Linked DNA regions of Homo sapiens: region 2 is linked to region 1. Evidence: chromatin loops called from intact Hi-C (ENCODE). Cell type or tissue: Calu3. All regions are shown on one strand.

Region 1 (2,500 bases):
CTTGGCCTCCCAAAGTGCTGGATTTACAGGCATGAGCCACCACACCGAGCCAGAAATGTTTATTTCTTGTGAACTGGTGCTCATTAAAATAGAGTGCCCCCAGCCAGGTGTGGTGTCTCAGGCCTGTAATCCCAACACTTTGGGAGGCTGAGGTGGGCGGATCACTTGAGGCCAGGAGTGCAAGACCAGCCTGGCCCACATGGCGAAACTTCGTCTATACTAAAACTTCAGAAATTTCCCGAGTGTGACAGGCGTGCCTGTAATCCCAGCTACTTGAAAGGCTGAGGTAGGAGAATCACTTGAACCTAGGAGCGGAGATTACAGTGGGTCAAGATGGTGCCACTGCACTCCATCCTGGGCAACAGAGAGAGACTGTCTCCAAATAAATAAATAAATGCATAAATAAAAATAAACTACCCCTTACATAATTTCCTCTTGTCAAAAACTTCAGATACACAATATTTGCAGCTCCACCCATTGTGAATAAAGAGAGTAGATAGTTTATGTTGCTAATTGTTAGTACTAAAAGACTTGCTAATTAAATAGTCAACAACCACAAAACTGCTTTGGGAATGAGGCTGGTCCTTGTAATTAACCTCATTTTGTAAGTGAAGGAAGGAACATGAGCACAGAAAAAGACTATGGGACCTAGCCAAAGCCACAGCTAGTAAAGGACAAGGATAAAAACTAGAATTGATGAATCCTGAATCCTAAATTACAATGCCTTGTTCATCAGCTTTTGTCAACCTTCAGCAATTTTAGGTGCTTTCCTGTGGTTGTACTTGTGGGATTCAAAACTGGATTTTGTTATTGTTGTTCCTTGGCAAAATAAATAAACAAAAGCAAATTGTATTTAAAAATAAACACACTTTTATACATAAACATGCACACACATGTAAAAATCTATTGAGAAAATTACTTCTTAAATAGTGGCCTACTAATAATTACTTTTAGGATCAGTGTACAAAGTACAAAGGATCAGTGCCTCTGGGTTGCGGGGAGGGCTTGCAGGCTTAGACGCTGTATGAAGGGGTGCTAGAACACTGTAAATGTAAAGTGGTTTACTTCCATGCTCTGTGATGCTATTCCTGGCTCTTTCAATTCAGCCAGCCCAATCATGTTAAAGCCAGCCACTAGTACCAGCTATTTTTTTTTTTAGACAAAGTCTCGCTCTGTTGCCCAGGTGGGAGTGCAGTGGCGCAATCTCAGCTCACTGCAACCTCTGCCTCCCAGGTTCAAGCAATTCTCGTGCCTCAGCCTCCCAAGTAGCTGGGATTACAGGCATGCACCACCACACCCAGCTAATTTTTGTATTTTTAGTAAGGACGGGTTTCACCACGTTGGCCAGGCTGGTCTTGTCAATTCCCAACCTCAAGTGATCCACCCGCCTTGGCCTCCCAAAGTGTTGAGATTATAGGTGGGAGTGAGCCATCGCCCTGGACAAGTACCAGTTCTTAATGCTGGTATTTGCCTAGGATCTTGACATTTGCCTGTGATCCCCTTCCCCCCTGCATAAAGATCCTGTAATTTGAGCTCAGTTCCTTGAGCTCTTTGATACTCTCAGACTATACTATGATTATAAGAAACTACTTAAGTCCCTTCTCTGGCTGACTGGTCTCATATTCCCACTAATAATAAATAACATAGTTTGTATTCATGATCTGGGTTACACCCAAGCTAGCAGCTATATAATACTTTTGTAACCATAATAGGTTCATTGCCAATGTACACAGCAAGTCAATACACTGAGACAATAGGTTGTGTGTTGCAGAGAAAGAGGTTTAATCATAGCGCCACTGAACGAGGAGATGGAAGTAAACTAATATGTCTCCCCGAGAAGTTTGGGGCTAGAGTTTTTTTTAAGGCTTTTGGAGTGGGCCAAAGAGTGGAGATTGATTGGTTGAAGAGTGCAGGGTGAAGTCATGGGACAAGGAGATGAAGAAGCTGTATTCTTTTGCTGATCCCGTTCTTCTGTGGGGTTCTTCAAACTGGTTTCTAGAATTCGGGGTCTGAGAAAGATCATAAGTAATCCTTAAACAAAAGCCTTATTATCCTAATGTCGGAGATCCTATCTGTAGGAACAATGGAGATGCCAATGAGTCTTGAACAGTCTTATGACCCTAATGTCAGAGACCCTATCTATAGGAACAATGGGGATACAGATGGTCAGCATCTAGTGCTGCATGACTTTTACCAACAAGGAAGTGGACCAAAGTGCAGCCTGATTAATGCTTAATTATAACTATATTTCTGTCCTGAACCTGGCATGCAATTCTTGTCAACCCTGTGGGAGTGGCTTCATTTTGAGACATAGAGAGCTTTTTTCCTGTTGTGCTTTCTGGATCAAGCTAACCCCTCCAGGTCAGTGGGGTGGCAGCAATGGTTTCTAAAGGTACTCTCTATGCAGCGAAGAACAAAAAGTCATATTCTTTTTTTTTTTTTTTTTTGAGAGGGAGTCTAGCTCTGTTGCCCAGGTTGGAGTGCAGTGGCACCATCTCGG
Region 2 (2,500 bases), 77 kb after region 1:
GATTTTAGCATTATGAGCTTAAATAAACTAGAATGAGTCATAACTATCTATCCAAAAATAAAGAAATTTCCAAAAACACTTTTAAAAAGATAATAGTTAAGGCCAGGTACAGTGGCTCAAGCTTAGAATCCCATCACTTTGGGAGGCCAAGATGGGTGAATCCCTTGAGTCCAGGAGTTTGAGACCAGCCCGGGCAACATGGCAAAACCCCATCTCTACAAATAATTTAAAAAGTATGCAGTGAGCCGAGATCATGCCACTGCACTCCAGTCTGGGTGACAGAGCGAGACTCTGCCAAAAAAAAAAAACCAAAAAACATTAGCCTGGTGTGGTGGCAGGTGGCTGAAGTCCCAGCTACTTGGGAGGCTGAGGTGAGAGGATCACCTGAGCCTGGGAGGTCAAGGCTGCAGTGAGCTGTGATTATGCCACTGTGCTCCAGCCTGGGTGACAGAAGGTGCTTAAGTGCCCACAAGGTGCTAAACCCTGGGATCTGATGGCAAACTAGTAATTCTTTTTAAGACAGAGTCTTGCTCTGTCACCCAAGCTGGAGTGCAGTGGTGTGATCTCACTGCAACCTGTCTCAAAAAAACAAAACGAAAAAACAAAAACAGTTGATATTTACATGGGGCATATTTGAACATCTTTTGAATTTAGCTTCCATTAAGAATAAACATTAGTGGTTCGAGCTAGGAAAGTATGGATTAAAACAAGATTAAGCATGAAATTTTAAAAGAAAATGAATATGTGATTTAATTTAATTTATTTATTTATTTTTGAGAAAGTCTCACTCTGTTCCCAGGCTGGGGTACAGTGGCACGTGATCTCAGCTCACTGCAACCTCTGCCTCCCAGGTTCAAGCAATTTTCCTGTCTCAGCCTTCTGAGTAGCTGGGATTACAAGCTACTCAGGATTACAAGCTGGTCCAGGAGTTTGAGACCAGCCCGGGCAACATGGCAAAACCCCATCTCTACAAATAATTTAAAAAGTATGCAGTGAGCCGAGATCATGCCACTGCACTCCAGTCTGGGTGACAGAGCGAGACTCTGCCAAAAAAAAAAAACAAAAAACATTAGCCTGGCACCTCCATGCCTGGCTAATTTTTGTATTTTTAGTAGAGACAGGCTCTCACCGTGTTGGCCAGGCTGGTCTCGAACTTCTGACCTCATGATCCGCCCACCTTGACCTCCCAAAGTGCTAGGATTACAGTCGTGTCCGGCCGAGTATGTGATTTTAAAAAAAAGATTTTAGGCCTGGTGCAGTGGCTTACACCTGTAATCCCAGCACTCTGGGAGGCTGAGGCGGGCGGATCACAAGGTCACAAGATCAAGAATATCTTGACCAACATGGTGAAACCCCGTCTCTACTAACAATACAAAAACCAGTCAGGCGTGGTGGCGTGCGTCTATAGTCCCAGCTACTCTGGAGGCGGAAGCAGGTGATCGCTTAAATCCGGGAGGTGGAGGTTTGCAGTGAACTGAGATAGCACCACTTGCACTCCAGCCTGGGCGACAAGAGCGAAACTCCAACTCAAAAAAAAAAAAAATTTTTTAATTAGGCATTTGGATATGAGTTAGCATAGCAGCTGAGAAGAACACAGCAGCTGAGAAGAACATGAACTCTAGTAAACTCTAGTCACTCCCCTGGACCACACCCACATATATAAACACAGGATACCAGTGGTTTATCAAGATCAGGCCCTGAACTGATAATTTGCCTGGAATCTTTGTATCATTTAAAGGCAATTTACAGTAACACAGTATCTTAGGATCTGAAGGCTTTTACAAAGTTACCATTTCATGCATAACAAACCAATGTAAGTTAATCACCTGAGCTGATAGTTAAGGTATTTTTCTACTTAATTCTAAACATGTTTAGAAAAAAGACAAGAATTACTTTTTTCTTGGCATTAGCACCACAAATTTCACGTCAATTGATTCTTTGTTTATGAAACTTCAAATTTACTCAATTTCTGGAGGATCACCTTGTTTTCACCTTATTTTTTAAGTTTTTATAGGGCTGAAAATTTACAGTATGCCTATCTTTTAAAAATAATAATACACTCACCATAGAAAACTGGATTGTGATGTTTAAAATGTTTACATGAAAAATTATTTATAACAATGACAAAGATGGAAAATATGTGATATTGAGACGAAAATTATGTTGTTGACTGTCAAGTAGAGTATGGGCTTTGGAGCAGGTCTTCAGGACATGATTAGTTGAACTAATATGTAATTACTCTAACTCTTTAGCTTAATTTTATAAGATAAAGGAGGAGGTATGGAAGTTAATGTGTATTTTTCTCACAACGAAAAACCATTTAAAAATCTTTACAGACAAAGGAGAAAGCTGAGAAATTTTTCCAGAAAGTTTTTCCAGAAAATTTCAGAAGTCACTGAAATTTTTCCAGTGACTTCTGTCAATGGATAAATAAACATTTTATCTATTCATTCAGTCAACAAATATTTAAGTGCCCACAAGGTGCTAAATCCTGGGATCT

Evidence for each region. Peaks named below come from ENCODE experiments on the same cell type or tissue, not always from the same donor. Only the 100,000 strongest peaks of a DNase experiment are listed, where the experiment ranks them.
Region 2: a loop joins it to region 1, with 5 times the contacts of the local background. A loop is called at or near these places in 4 of 110 quality-filtered maps.

The regions. Positions count from the first base shown.
Region 1 is chr9:111,813,882-111,816,381 of GRCh38, forward strand. No RefSeq gene overlaps it. Among named protein-coding and RNA genes, the nearest start is that of SHOC1, 20 kb to the left of the region's middle. In Calu3, no CTCF peak of the experiment used is centred here; DNase peaks (open chromatin) are centred at 1,520, 1,830 and 2,290.
Region 2 is chr9:111,890,665-111,893,164 of GRCh38, forward strand. No RefSeq gene overlaps it. Among named protein-coding and RNA genes, the nearest start is that of UGCG, 4.9 kb to the right of the region's middle. In Calu3, no CTCF peak of the experiment used is centred here; a DNase peak (open chromatin) is centred at 1,407.